Regions from separate parts of the Homo sapiens genome. Here region 1 is linked to region 2. A link is a contact called in ENCODE Hi-C or POLR2A ChIA-PET data. All regions are on one chromosome and are shown on one strand. Each heading gives the region's core, a stretch centred on a gene start or an enhancer-like site at or near the end of the contact. The rest is flanking DNA. Distances are from core to core; before and after follow the strand shown. Region 1 holds the start of COMTD1 (catechol-O-methyltransferase domain containing 1). Region 2 overlaps KAT6B (lysine acetyltransferase 6B).

Region 1 (7,690 bases), core at 2,290-4,789, 240 kb before region 2:
GAAGAATCAAAACCCACTCTGTCTTCAGCCCCCAGGCTTCTAGGAAAAAGCCCTAGAACAGATTCGGAGGCGACACTTTGCTCCCTTCCTGGTGAGCTGAGATACTGGTGCCGCCATGCAAGAGACAAGAAATGAGTAGCAAAAAGGGGAGGGGGTGGAAAAATTAAATTCTGCGTCATCAGCAAGGTTTCAAACAATCGCTCGCCAACTGAAGTGGGTGCCACGTCTATAAGTCATTCTGTTTTATAGACCATTAGGATCTCCAGAGAGAACCTGCATGGAGACCACTGCTTTTTGTTGAAATTAAAATGTCAGAGAAAAAGAAATAGAACAAAACAGGGAATCTGCAATTAATTACCAGGCCATAAAAATTCAATAATCAGGAAGCAGAGCGGCCGCCGGCCCAGAGGTATCAGAGCCAGCGTAACAAGAATGGAATACATTAATCTTTTCAAATTAGTTTTTTAATCTGACGGGGATAGATGGTGACATGCCTCCCCTCCCCACCCGCTCCCCCTCAACCTCCACCGCTCCGGCCTAAAGCCAGGCTGTAGGAGGGAGTTTCAGTGTGAGCTGGGGGCCTGCTGCAACCTGGACCCCCGGGCTGAAGGGAGAGAGCGGTCAGCGGCACCACCTGAGCGCAGGGCCCTCAGGCCAGCTCGAGCTGGGCCCTCGTCCCAGCAGAGGAGCCAAGAAGGCCTGTTCCCTCTGGGTCCCAGGGTTCAAGGGAGAGGTACGCGCGTTTCCTCTGTTGGCTGCAGGGTCTGGGCGGTGGTCTCTGAGCTTTCCTGCTCTGGAAAATGGGAACAAGATCACAGCCGCCCCCGGATCCTGGATGCATTGTGCCTGGTGCCCGGCAGGTCCTCAATAAAGGGGCCCTGCTGTTACTATTTTTACTCCTGGCAGCAAGGAGCGCCAGGCAGCGCCAGAACTCTAGTCAAGAGCATTTATTTAGCGCCTGCTGTATGCTCAGGCCTGGGAAGGAGAGACCAGCAGCCTCAGTCCTTACCCGCAGAATGAGATTCACGGTCAAGTTAGAGGCCAAGCGGGACGTAGAGGGTCAAAGAGTAAAGGGCAAGGAGCTTGTCCTCGAGCAGTGCTGCTAGCCCGGAGGCAAGTCCCAGGAGGGCCGAAAGGGCACGCATGCACGGAGACAGCAGGTTCTGCCCCCACACAGCCATGTGCTTCGGGGGCTGCCGGCTGGTTGGTCAAAGAACCAGCCCCACCCTGTCTCTGATTAGAGGCCGGCCCGTAGCCTCACCCCAGAGCTCCGCCTCCTCCTTCCTCGCTTCCGCTAGGCCCAAGGTTCCTGCAGCTCAGATCAAGAAACTGCAAGTTTCTGGCCTTCATCCTCAGCCAAGCCACTCTCTCATTAACTACTCAACAAGCTGGCCTCTGGGCCTCGCTCAGGTTGAGCCCCCGCCTGGGAAGCCCCCCAGTGGAGCTCAATGCCTAGTCAGCGTTGTTAAAATGGATTCTTGGCCGGGTGCGGTGGCTCACGCCTGTAATCCCAGCACTTTGGGAGGCCGAGGCGGGCGGATCACATGGTCAGGAGTTCGAGAACAGCCTGGCCAATATGGTGAAACCCCGTCTCTACTAAAAGTACAAAAATTAGCCAGGCATGGTGGCTGGCGCTTGTAGTCCCAGCTACTCAGGAGGCTGAGGCAGGAGAATCGCTTGAACCTGGGAGGCGGAGGTTGCAGTGAGCTGAGATCGCGCCACTGGGCTCCAGCCTGGACGACAGAGCAAGACTCCATCTCAAAAAAAAAAAAAAAAAAAAAAAAAGGCTCTTACAGCCTCCACCCCAGGGGACATCTGCAGTGCAGCAGGAAGATAACCGGCTGCCCTTCGGACTTTGACTCCTTTTAAAGGTAACATGACAGCTCACTAAGTGCCAGGATTTTCTCATTTGGTCCCCTGTGTAAGTCCTCAGCCTGGATTTTCTCATTTGGTCCCCTAGGAGGTTGGGACTATTCATAACGCCATTTCACAGAGGCAGAAGTCGTGAAGCTTAGGCCACCCGCCAGCTGTGTGTGACCTGCATCTCTGAAACCAGCTTCACTAAGAATACCAACCAGAGGCCAGGCACGGGGGCTCACACCTGTAATCCCAGCACTTTGGGAGGCTGAGGCAGGAGGATCACTTAAAGCCAGGAGTTCGAGACCAGCCTGGACAACATAGTAAGACCCCTTCTCTTTAAAAAAAAAATTTTTTTTTTTAAATTAGCTGGGCACAGTGGTGACCGCCTGTGGTCCCAGCTACTTGGGAGGCTGAGGCAAGAGGATTGCTGAGCCTGGGAGCTCGATGCTGCAATAAGCAGTAATCTTGCCACTGCACTTCAGCCTTGCCAGAGACCTTGCCAAAAAAAAAAAAAAGAACACCAACGCCAGGCACAATGGCTCAGGCCTGTAATCCCAGCACTTTGGAAGGACGAGGCAAACAGATCACTTGAGGCCAGGAGTCTGACACCAGCCTGGCCAAAATAGCAAAACCCGTCTCTACAAAAAATACAAAAATTAGTTGGGTGTAGGGGTGCGTGCCTGTAGTCCCAGCTACTCCAGAGTCTGAGGCAGGAGAATCGCTTGAATCAGGAGGTGGAGGTTGCAGTGAGACCAGATTGTGCCACTGCACTCCAGCCTGGGTGACAGAGCGAGACTCAGTCTCAAAAAAAAAAAAAAAAAGGACAGCGTCAGCGTCTTTCACCTCCTCCGGAGTTTGGCGCATGGTAGGGGTTCAATCAGTGTTCTCTGGACAGTGTTTCAACAGAACAACCTTGCAAGGGAGCTTCACCGGCTTTCTCCCCAAGATGTCTTCATTCCAACCTACCAACATAACAGCAGCTGCCACTTATGTATTGTGCTACTGTGTGCGAAGCTGTGGGATCTGGTGCCTTTTATGGTAAGATTGTAGGCCTCATTTTACAGGAAGGAAACTGAGGCTCAGAGAGACTGGCAGGACCAAGATTAGACACTCGTATCCATCTGGCCCCCAAAAGCAGGATTTTAACAGCTAAGAATATGGTCTCAGTTCCACAGGCCCACCCCAGGGCTCCTGAACCCCAATTCGAGGCTGCATGCCCTCAAACCAGTTCCCTCACTCCTTCAGCCTGATGCTTTGGGGCATCTTGTCCAGGAGGCCTTCCCCCTTTAATCTCTATCTCTTGTACTTGTGACTATCTTGTAACTTACACTGGCGCCCTCCATACACAATTCACATATGCCCCCAAGGGGCCTCAGAATAAATGGTGGCGAGGAGAAAAAAGCATTGGCAGGAGGGGAATGGAGGCAGGCACCTGGACTGCGGGCACAGGCGGGAAAATTCAGATCTAGGCGCTTGGCCTGCTCCCCGCAGGGGCGCAGTTCCCGGCGCGGCCACCAGATCGCGCCCGGCTCTCTCGGGCGGGGCTTGCAGTAAGGCTGTGTGGCCGCCAGATGATGCCCGAGACCGCGGCTCCGCGGGTAGTGCCCCGACAAGGTGGAGCCCGGCGGGCCCGCGAGTCCGAGACCTGTCCCAGGAGCTCCAGCTCACGTGACCTGTCACTGCCTCCCGCCGCCTCCTGCCCGCGCCATGACCCAGCCGGTGCCCCGGCTCTCCGTGCCCGCCGCGCTGGCCCTGGGCTCAGCCGCACTGGGCGCCGCCTTCGCCACTGGCCTCTTCCTGGGTGAGCAGGACCTGGTCCCGGCGGGCGGGTGGGCGGGCGCAGAGTAGGGCGCGGCGTGGCTCAGGTTAATCCAACACCCTCTCCCCGTCAGGGAGGCGGTGCCCCCCATGGCGAGGCCGGCGAGAGCAGTGCCTGCTTCCCCCCGAGGACAGCCGCCTGTGGCAGTATCTTCTGAGCCGCTCCATGCGGGAGCACCCGGCGCTGCGAAGCCTGAGGCTGGTCAGCAGGGCGCGGGACGGAAACGGGCGTCCCTCTCGACCCCTGCGGGTCCCACGTGGCTGTGTGACCTTGGGCTGGGCCCTGGCCCTCCCTGGGCTTCCGGCTTCCCTGGGCCGGGTGCGGTGGGCGTTCCGAAGGGCCAGTCCCCCAGGCCACGCCCAGAACCGCGCCCCTGGGGCTTGGGACCCCCAGGGCGAAGGTGGGTGACCTGCATGGCTGGTGCCACCCTCTCCTTTCACGCAGCTGACCCTGGAGCAGCCGCAGGGGGATTCTATGATGACCTGCGAGCAGGCCCAGCTCTTGGCCAACCTGGCGCGGCTCATCCAGGCCAAGAAGGCGCTGGACCTGGGTAGGGGCACGCGGCCGGGATCCCGGAGGGCCGAGGTTTCCGGGCCGACCCCCACTCTGGGCTGAGCCCGTCTGTGTCCTGGTCCCAGGCACCTTCACGGGCTACTCCGCCCTGGCCCTGGCCCTGGCGCTGCCCGCGGACGGGCGCGTGGTGACCTGCGAGGTGGACGCGCAGCCCCCGGAGCTGGGACGGCCCCTGTGGAGGCAGGTGAGCGCCCGCGCCTAGCTCTGCAGCCCCAGGCGGGGGCGCAACGGCTGACCCGCTCCCTCCGCAGGCCGAGGCGGAGCACAAGATCGACCTCCGGCTGAAGCCCGCCTTGGAGACCCTGGGTGAGCACCGAAGCGGGAAGGGCTTTGAAGCCATTCATTGCAAACGAGGCTGCTGTGTGGCCGAGCTGTGACTGGGCCTGCCGGGCAGGTTAAGGGCAGGGCCGGTTGTCACAGAGCCCGGGCCGGCCTGGGAGGGGCCTCAGGGCCGCCGGGGCCGCGGACTCAGCCGCACCTGCCCTCCCTCCCCCCGCAAGACGAGCTGCTGGCGGCGGGCGAGGCCGGCACCTTCGACGTGGCCGTGGTGGATGCGGACAAGGAGAACTGCTCCGCCTACTACGAGCGCTGCCTGCAGCTGCTGCGACCCGGAGGCATCCTCGCCGTCCTCAGAGTAAGGGATCCACTGCGGGGGAGGAGAAAGCACCCTGTCGGGCCGGGTCCCCATCTTTTCCCTTGACTCCTCTTATACCCCAAAGCCCCACCCAGTCCAGTCACGTAGGCTACACCCCCTCCGGGGCTCCGGCCCCGGTACCCAGGCTTTCCTCCGCTTTGGTTCTGTCTCCAGCTCTGGTCACCTCCTGCCCGGGCACCTCCCTCCGAGGCCCCGCCTCCCGCCCAGACACCTCCCTCCGAGACCCCGCCTTCCGTCTGGGCACCTCCCTCCAAGACCCCGCCTCCCGCCCGGGCACCTCCCTCCCAGTCCCCCGCCTTCCGCCCGAGCACCTCCCTCCGAAGCCCCGCCTCCCACGGCCCGGTTGGCCCCGCCCTCCCGCAGGTCCTGTGGCGCGGGAAGGTGCTGCAACCTCCGAAAGGGGACGTGGCGGCCGAGTGTGTGCGAAACCTAAACGAACGCATCCGGCGGGACGTCAGGGTCTACATCAGCCTCCTGCCCCTGGGCGATGGACTCACCTTGGCCTTCAAGATCTAGGGCTGGCCCCTAGTGAGTGGGCTCGAGGGAGGGTTGCCTGGGAACCCCAGGAATTGACCCTGAGTTTTAAATTCGAAAATAAAGTGGGGCTGGGACACACGACCTCCTGAGCCTCCGTGTGTGGCGCTGGATGGGGAAGGGAGGGAAGGCCCAGCACAGACAGCTCCTGCCTTCAGTGAAAGGGGCCTTGAGATTCGTCCCCTCCCTGGCGCCAGGTCTGTGGCCCAACTGCAGGAACCTCCAGCTGGCAGGAGGCAGGTTATAAAGTTTTAACTGGCCTGGCCACGTGTAATGGCCAGAGACCCCAGCACCTCGGGCTTGTCTGCCTCCTACATCTCTCCCTCAGGGCAGGCGAAGCTCTGGTTCTGAGCAGCTGGGACTGGTAGAGAGCCACGTCTGGTGTCTGACAACATGAAAGAGGATTGCAGGGGACCACGGGTGTCACTTGTGTGCTTTTGTAGGTGATGCCAGTTCTGCTGGCGGCTTGCTCATGTCTTCACAGCACAGTCAGCTCCCCAGCCTCACCTCTCCAGTGGAGGCCCTGGTGGGGGAACATCACCTCTAAGAGCCAGGCCAGTTGGCCTGGACCTGAGGACCTCGGGGTTGACTTGAGTATCCTGCCGTGGGGTTGACTTGAGTATCCTGCCGTCTCCTTGAAATTCTTAAGTGAGGGGGATCACTGGCCAGGGAGGCGTGAAGCAGACAAGCCTATAGGTACAGCAGTTGTTACTACACTCCCTAGAGGATGAAGAGAACTTCAGGCTTTCCTGAACCATCTGCCTATGAGGGGAGGTGGAGAAGGAACCAGGCCTCATGGAGCACCTTCGACCCAGGTGCTCTGCTTATTTAAATCTCCCCAACCTCACAGATCTTATCTCCACTGGCAGATGGTCAAATTCTTTCCACTGACACTGCCTCAGGCATAAGTGGCATTAGCCTGGAATTCAAGCAGCTTTTGCCACTACCTGGTAAGCCTCGGTGGTGGGAAGTGTCCCTGGAGACTGATGGAAGCAGAGCTAAAAGAGCCACATGAGGCTGGGCACAGTGGCTCACGCCTGTAATCCCAGCACTTTGGGAGGCTGAGGCAGGTGGATCATTTGAGGTCAGGAGTTCGAGACCAGCCTGGTCAACATGGTGAAATCCGGTCGCTACTAAAAATACAGAAATTAGACAGGTGTGGTGATACACGCTTGTAATCCCAGCTACTCGGGAGGCTGAGGCAGAATTGCTTGAACCCGGGAGACGGAGGTTGCAGTGAGCCGAGACCGCACCACTGCACTCCAGCCTGAGCAACGAAGTGAGACTCCGTCTCAAAAAAAAAAAAAAAAAAAAGCCACACGAGCTCACAGCTCCTGGGACAAACTTTGCATTTTGGACACTACGCAAGACCACGGCTGGAAACCTACCCTTTTCTAACTCATAAAAGCATATTAGGATGCATGTGGGTGAATAGGTTCAATTTACTCTAAGGAAATCCTTGACAAAACAGTTAACTCACTCGTGCCACACCTCAGTCCAAATTACTGTAGCCACTGCCCAATAAAGGGCCACCCATTAGCTAAGGGGCAGCAGTCCCCATGACTAGGGTTTTTCTCTTTGAAGGACCACCAGCAGTGGTTAGTTGCCTGCGGGTCTACTTCACACTGCTGGAGTTGCTTTCAGGCCTAGCCTGCATGGACATCTTTTCATGTTTCTCCTCTTACCTGACTCAAGCTGGCTCAAATTCTAACCCTCTGTCACTTAAGTCATGTCTGTCTGGAGAGGGCCTTCCAGAGAACCATGATTCACATGGGCCATTCAAGCCAGTCCCCTAGGAATAGTGGGACCAGAGGGGTCTTCATGCCCCCAACCCTCCTGTGTGGAGAGCTTGCTTGAGCTCTGGTCTCTCACCAGCTTCTTCTCAACCTGGAAGTTTGTAGCATGTATCATTTCTTGGGTGATAAGTCCTTCCATTTTCTTACCCATTTCTTATCACTCAGGTTCTACCATTCTTCAGGTCTATTACAGATTTGTTGAACAAATCTTCTCCAACCTTTAATCATATCCAATTATCTTCTCCCATCAGAAAACGTACTCTTACCTACTTTTCCAGCCAGAACCACCTATTAATGTCTCATTCATGCCCAGATGAAGGCCAATGCCACGCAGCCTAAAGGGGTTGTCTCTGGTCTCCTACCTATACCCACCTTTCAGTGTGTCTGCCTAGAAGGAAATGAGTAATGACCTCTCACAGTCCCTCAGGTTACCCTCACTGTCTACACCTTACT
Region 2 (7,674 bases), core at 3,402-5,901:
GTGGGTGGATCGCTTGTATTCAGGAGTTTGAGACCAGCCTGGGCAACATGGCAAAACCCTGTCTCTACTAAAAATACAAAAATTACCCGGGCATGGTGGCACGTGCCTGTGATCCCAGCTACTCAGGAGACTGAGGCAGGAGAACTGCTTGAACCCGGGAGGCAGAGGCTGCAGTGAGCTGAGATCGTGCCACTGCACTTCAGCCTGGGCAACAGAGCAAGACTCGGTCTCAAAAGAAAAAAAAAAAAAGAACAAAAAAACGAAATGCCATCATGAGAGGGGTAAGTGGAAGCAAACTTTTATCTTAGAATATTCTATCTCAAACATAATGTCTCTATTACAAGCTGGAATATATGTTCAAGGGGGAATAGTTCTCTTGAAACCCAAATGAGGTATAGCACTAATTTCAACCAAGCAGAGCAAAATCTTTCTTGATCTTGTTTTAACAACAGCTCAGGGCATAGTGGCTCACACCTGTAATCCCAGTGCCTTGGGAGGCCGAGGCAGGAGCATAACTTGAAGCCAGGAGTTGGAAACCAGCCTGGGCAACAAAGCAAGAGCCTGTCTCTAGCTGACCCCCCACCCCTCCCCCTGAAAAATGGCCAGGAATGGTGGCATGTGCCTGTAATCCCAGCTACTTGGGAGGCTGACATGGGAGGATCACTTTAGCTCAGGAATTCAATGCTGCAGTGAGCTATGATCACGCCACTGTACTCCAGCCTGGGTGACAGAGTGAGACCCAGTCTTTAAAAAGAAAAGCAAGGAAAAATGCGTCTCTTCTATATATCTTAACTGGGTAAATGGAAAATAGAGTTGGAAGCATTTCCTCCTCTGCACTGCCACAGCCTCTCTGAAATTTGAAATTGCAGGACTGGGAAGAATTTTGTGTCTGACCCTCTACTTCCCTATGGGCAAGGACTAAATCATTCATCCTTATGTCCTCATCACCTAGACCATCCCTGGCACAGTGTATTTAAAGCATGTTTGCTGAAGGATGGGATGAAGGGATAAATAAAGTGTAAAAAACAAAGACTGAGAGGAGATCTGAGTTTAAGCACTACTGGTCAAAAGCTAGCTGGATGCATCTGGCAGGTGTTGACAGTCATACAAAGAAGTGGATTAACTAGACTCAGGCATTCATTGATTTCCCCCAACAATCCTTTATTCTGTATCCTCTATGTGCTAGGCACTGTGCTCATGGCTTGGAGTTTAGCAATGACCAAGTTCCTGCCCTCTTGATGGTCCCACTAAGGTTTCATTTTGTTCCAGTTCTGCTGAAGATTAGGTTATTCTCATACCAATTATTTGAATGGAATTTGTCCAGTAGTGGATTTCAAAATAACTCAATGCAAATGCCAGTCAACGTTAGAAATCCAAACAGACAAAAAATTTGTTTGGTAAAAAAAAAAAACCAACCACCTGCATGCCAAAACTTGAAAAAATTCTGAGCTATGTAAGGCAAAACACTAGCTTTCAGAAAAAATGAGAGAGACTGCAGACCGTATGTTTCATATTTACAATGTTTTCATTGAGGCAATGAATACAAACTATTCTATAAGAGCTATTTATTTGCTCTTATTTATGACAAGCTTAGCTTAAAAAAAGATACACAAATAAATCGTTAGCCGCACTGTCTCATGCAACTCATTTCAATGCATTCAGCAACAGTCAACCTCTGAATAAATCACTGAGAGCTCAATTTTCAACCTTGATGTTATCTTTAGCATATTAAAATATATTGTACCTCAGACCAATATAATAAAACAGTAATGGCAGAAGCTTTTAGTGTAACATATTATAATGAGAAAATAAGGAAAAATAGCCATTTTCCTTATTATATTACAGACTAGAATCCTATTAAAATAAATGTCATCATTATACTTGATTACATAGGTCAAAATGTGTCTTCCAAAACCCAGCAAAAGCCCAAGGATATAGCTGCTGGTCCAGTATTTTCCAACAAGTGTCATGGGGGCAAAGGTGGGAGGCTCCTTATCTTAGAAAAGGCTATGAAGTACTTGAGCACCATTTCAAAAGCATAACTTATTATTCTTTAATGATTGCCTTGACTGCACTCACCCAGGAGCGTAGCTGCTGGGAAGGCTAAGCAAAGAGAAGCTTTCTTGACAGCTTCTTATGGCTAAAGCTGGTATTTTCCTTTCAAAAATAAATGCAATCAAGAAATGAATTATCTGATAAGAGAAAAAGTAAGCAAAAGATTTAAGTGTCTCTTCAACCTGCTATGTACAAATGTGGATTATGTCACAGCTCTGCTTTCTCCGCCCAAGGTTTAGAGCAGGCAGTGACATCTTCTTTCTGATGCAACTGAAATGATCTTAAGATAGAGGCTGCATTTCAGCAAAAGTACCAGACCTCGAAAGAAGACAGGGCATACCTAGCATCATTTGGAAGTAAGTAAACCAGTGCTGATGGTTTATGTTCTAATAAAATAAAATTGTCCCTAAGAATCACACACTAGAAGGGAAAGCACATTTTAAAAGTTCTTCCCGTCATAATTAATTTAACATTTGTTCAACAATTAATAAGAACCTACTAAGCGCCAGGCTCTTCTAGAAGATCAGAATGCAGCAAAGAGCAAAGTCCACACTCTCATGAAGCTTACTTTTGGTGAAAGACATGGGCAATCAACAATAAATACAGTCATGCACCACATAATGATGTTTAGGTCAACGATGGACCACATATTCAATGGTAGTCCCATAAGATTATAACAGCATATTTTTACTGTACCTTTTCTATATTTAGATATGTTTAGATACAAAAATACCATTATGTTACAACCACTAACACCTACGGTATCCAGTACAGTAACTGCTGTCCAGGTTGGTCACCTAGGAGCAATCAGCTATGCCACATAGCCTAGGTGTGTAGTAACCTATAGACTTCGACTTAGGTCTGTCTAAGTACATACACTATGATGTTCACACGACAATGAAGTTGCCTAATGGTGCATTTCTCAAAATGAATCTCAGTTTTTAAATGATAAATGACTGTATATAAAAGACCTATGCAAGTTTATAAATGACTCTGCACTTGCTTAGCCTAGTTTGTTGTTGTTTTTTTTTTTTGGTTAGTGCCACTAAAAAGAGAGAGAGAGAGAAAACTAAATAACACAAGTCCCTAAGAGATGCTGTCATGGTCCCTCCAAACACATTTCTGAGGCTTGTTTGTGGGGCCTGTAAGTGGGGAAAGTGGAATATTTACTCTGCAGCCTCCCCCAGACAGACTTTATGATTCAAGTGAGTGCTTCATGATCTCCCTCATCATGTATATGACAGAATTTACACAGCTCCTGAGGCTGCTAGAGGTGAGGTGACAGGCACTGGAGCTCTGGACACCCAGGAGCAAAGGGAGCAATATCTCTGCTACCCATACCCATCCTCAGGTCCTGTCTTGGGAGGCACAGCCCTAAGCTGACCACACGGTGCAGAGACGGCCAGAGACCCTTGCTGGAGAGCACAGTTTCTCACCAGGGCCTTGAGGCTGGGATGCAGCTCCTGAGGGTAAGCCATGTGCCCTGATACTGTGCTCACCCTGCCCTCTGGGAGAAGCCGGTGGCTCCTGCACAGCCCTGGTTCCAGGGGGCGTAATACAGTCAGGTGAAACGGCTTACTGGAATCCAACCAACTGGACTTCTAAATGAAAACTCCTGTTTTCCAGAGGAGATAGGCCAGTGGGTATCAAACATTTATTTCAAGAAGGCAATTTTCAGGTAGGATGAAACCACTTAGTCTCTACTTAAAAACACTCTTAAGTTTCACTTAAATTGTATTTTGAAAAGCTTGTAAGTGGAAGCTCTTTTAAACAAAATAGCCCACTGAAGGCAGACTGTGAAAACTAGTAGTAGCTGGCAACCTGAACTACTATGACACGTACTTCTGTATTTAGCCATCATATAATACAACATTTAAACCAGTAGCTTGCATCTAAGATTCTGGGAAGAAGCAGCTTTCTCTCTGAGAGAGTGGATATGATTAGCCTCCTGACATGATACCCCCCTGGGTAGAAATGAAGTATGTGGCTTTCTTCCTAATTCGCTTTATGGACTTAAAAGGGCAGAGAAGCAGGGAGCAGGAAACCAAAGAGAAGATGCTTTTCTCTTCCAATGCGGTGCTTCCTCAAGAAATCAGCCAAGAACTATTCAGAGGCTAAAGGAGAAACAAGCCCGGGGATCTCTACGGACGTGGGTGGTTGTGGCACCTAAAGAAGAAATCTCTGTCATTAAACCAGAGGAGGAAAGAACGACGGTGCAGAAAACCACACTGATTAATACTCAAGTGAGAAAGGAACTAAGGTACTAAATCATACCCTAAAGCATCTTTCCTCAAAAGTTTATTGTAGTTCCTGCTTTCCTTAAATCCGGTTGGCTGTATATGTGTGTGGGGGGCAGGGGTGGAGGGGAGTATCATTTCTAAAAAAGGGGACATGTAGAAGGACGCTGCAAACCACACTGAAGACAAGAGCCAAATTCATAACCTGGAGGCACAAAACTGGGCCATTTGCACCATCTTCTAGCAGCGCTGATTAATTATAGACTCAGTTTTTAAATAGCACACGGACCTCACAAAAGCTAAGGTGAAACCCTCAACATATGAAGAGCCAGCAAAGGGAATTCCCCGAAGTGAATGCCTAATTCATTCAATCACTTCTGCTTCCTATAGTTACAGCCTTGTTCCATGAAGGACTGCCCAATATTTTAATACTGAATAAAGAAAGCCAAAAATTGAAACTGCTGACACATTTTTATGATTATTCCACAAACATACTAATTTTAGAAATGCCTGAATGTACAATTAACTGATATTTAACTTAACTGACGAACTTGCCATTAATTAATATTAATGGCAAGTTTATCTGGTCTCTAAAAACTATAGACGTAAGTCTGTAGACTTGGATCCAGCTGTCCTTTACCCTTTATAGCGTTAGTTACACGTCCGTCTGCCCCCGATAAAAAAGAAAAAGTTAATCTGAGATTTAGAACCCTTATAGTTCTAGTTAGTAGGTTTAAGTATTTTAGTTAGGAGAGAATGTTGAATTTCATCAAATGCCAGATCAGACTTTGTAATAAACCACCTGCCTGGATGTTGCTTTTTGTTTTCCCCTCGATTTTTTCCATCAGCGCTGCTCTTTCTTTTCCCTACTGATGTACATACACATGCTCCAGGCTCTCCAGCTTAAAAATAAAGACAACTAGGTTCCTGTGTCCCCAGCCCTTGACAGTCAAGCTTTTGTTTTGTTTTGTTTTGCTTTGTTTTAAAAAAAGAAAAAAAAAAAAAGACAGAGTCTTGCTCTGTCGCCCAGGCTGGAGTGCAGTGGGGTGATCTCAGCTCACTGCAACCTCTGCTTCCCAGGTTCAAGTGATTCTCCTATCTCAGCCTCTTGAGTAGCTGGGACTACAGGCACATGCCACCACATCCATATTTTTGTATTTTTAGTAGAAATGGGGTTTCACCATGTTGGCCAGGCTGGTCTTGAACTCCTGACCTCAAGTGGTCCACCTACCTCAGACTCCCAAAGTGCTGGGATTACAGGCGTGAGACGCTACGCCCAACCAAACAGAATAAAACAGTCAAAAGCTTTTTGAATCTACTTTTAATCGCACTTAATATACAGTTGTCCAAAGAATACTTCTTATGACTTTCTCTCTGGGGCACTGAATCTCTGGGGGATGATCTTAGACAAGTCTCTTAGTGTCTCGTCCCAGAAGAGAGATGGTCACAGTAACCTACCCCATAGGGTCTCCGTGAGGACTAAGTGAGTAAATGTGTGTAATTCCGGTAACAGTGCCTGACACATAGCAAGGGCTCTAGAAGTGGCAGCTATGATGATTATTGTGACTGTTACTGTTGAAATACTGACCTCTTCTGGTTTTCCTAACACCATTATCTCCCAATTTTCTTCTGACTTCTGGGCCCTTTGCAAATTTCCTTGGCGAGCTCCTCATTCTTTATTAGTCCCTTAGATGTTAACACTCCAAGCACTCCACCCTCAGCCCTGTTTCCCTATACACTTCCCCCTGGTTGCCCTCACCCACATCCATGGTTTCAGCTACCACCGCATGTCCACGACTCCCAGCTGCTCCCTCTAATGCAGACCCCCTGCTGAGCTCTGGAGTCTGTGCAAAGTGCACGTAGACATCCAAACGCACAGTGAAAGCTACATAAAGCTGCGCTCACTATCTCTCCAAGCTCAGTTATGCATTCAATAAATACCAGTATTTTCTGAGCACCACTCTGCACCAGGCATGCTCCTGCTACGGAACGAACAGGACCTGCCTCTTTTCCATGCATCCTCACTGTCAGGCCTCCATTGACTCTGGCCTCTTTTCTTTTTAGTTACAGCAAAAAGTATAAATAAGAAAATAAAAAGTATCTGTAATTCTAATTCCAGAGGTCATCTAGAAATGTATTTGTTTTGCTTTGCATATTTTTTACATAATTGAGAACATATTACATATATAATTTTGAAAGCCACTTGCTTATCACAAGCATTACAAATTCCCAGATAATTTTTTTTAAGAAACAGGGTCTGGTTCTATTGCCCAGGTTGGAGTGCAGTGGTGCAATCATAGTTCACTGAAGCCTTGACCTCCTGGGATCAAGCCATCCTTAATGGAGGACTCAGCCTCCTGAGTAACTGGAATTACAGTCACAAGCTACCAGGCCCAGCTAATTTCATTTATTTATTTTTGTAGAGATGGGGTCTTACTATGTTGCCCAGGCTGGCCTCGAACTCCTGGGCTCATGTGATCCTCCTGCCTCAGTCTCCCAAAGATTACAGGCATGAGCCACTGCACCTGGTCAGAACATAATTCTCAGCAGCTAATAATATTCCATTATATGGATGTGCCATAACTTTCTCGTGGGAATGGTTCTCTCTTGCCTTTGAAATATCAAGTCTGTTTTAGTTTTTTACCTGTTGTAAATAATGAGTGTGAAGGACAAATATACCAAAACATTAACTCTCTGGGTGACATTTTCTTCTATTAATTACACCTTTTTTTTTAACTTTCTACTATGAGTCCATATTGCTATAATCAGGGGCTGGGGGAGGGAGGCAAAAAGAGAAGTCCACTATTTAAAACATAATAATATGAAACAAAATAATGTTGCTATATTAACTATGAAAATAATGTTTGTTGATTAAAATATGCTGATTTCCCTAGAATGAATTCCTTTAGAAAATAACCATTGGAGGCTGGGCACGGTGGCTCACACCTGAATCCCACACTTGGGAGGCCAAGGCAGGAGAAATGCTTGAGCTCCATAATTTGAGACCAGCCTGGGCAACATAGCAAGACCCTGTCTCTATTTTTTGTTTTATGTATTACTTTTTGAGATGGAGTCTCACTCTGTCACCTGGTTGGAGTGCAATGGCACAATCTCAGCTCACTGCAACCTCCGCCGCTCAGGTTCAAGTGATTCTCCTGCCTTAGCCTCCCGAGTAGCTGGGATTACAGGCACCCATCACCACGCCCGGCTATTTTCTGTATTTTTAGTAGAGACAGGGTTTCGTCATGTTGGCCAGGCTGGTCTCGAACTCCTGACCTCAGGTGATCTGCTTGCCTTGGCTTCCCAAAGTGCTGGGATTACAGGCGTGAGCCACTGTCCCCAGCCTAGTTTTTAAATACATAAAATTTTATTAAAAAAAAAA

What was found. A loop is a pair of places that touch in the nucleus more often than their neighbours do. ChIA-PET counts read pairs that join two places held with the same protein, here RNA polymerase II (POLR2A). Pooled maps may share reads with other maps.
Region 1: a map of posterior cingulate gyrus shows a loop between it and region 2 (3-fold over the local background). The contact joins the promoter of COMTD1 here to the enhancer-like site in region 2. A Hi-C loop is called at or near these places in 6 of 168 maps with a recorded cell type or tissue (B cell, MCF 10A, OCI-LY7 and 3 more), 12 of 37 single-sample maps with no recorded cell type and 8 of 50 pooled maps. POLR2A ChIA-PET finds 5 or more read pairs at or near these places in 1 of 52 experiments (activated B cell).

What each region holds. Positions count from the first base shown.
Region 1 is chr10:75,231,806-75,239,495 of GRCh38, reverse strand. It overlaps COMTD1 (catechol-O-methyltransferase domain containing 1), which reads left to right and starts at 3,539. Exons shown (of 7, transcript NM_144589.4): 1 at 3,539-3,661; 2 at 3,753-3,880; 3 at 4,124-4,229; 4 at 4,318-4,436; 5 at 4,504-4,558; 6 at 4,753-4,886; 7 at 5,271-5,855. The coding sequence starts at 3,568. The coding sequence ends at 5,423. RefSeq lists silencers at 3,291-3,585, 3,621-3,760, 3,921-4,000, 4,131-4,420, 4,581-4,810 and 1 more and an enhancer at 5,441-5,590.
Region 2 is chr10:74,997,793-75,005,466 of GRCh38, reverse strand. All of the region lies in intron 13 of KAT6B (lysine acetyltransferase 6B), which reads right to left. Among named protein-coding and RNA genes, the nearest start is that of SNORD172, 20 kb to the left of the region's middle. Within about 2 kb of position 4,651, at least 2 of the 41 ENCODE cell types and tissues checked have a DNase peak (open chromatin) inside an H3K27ac peak, as active enhancers do; they include B cell, where a contact is called at or near this core.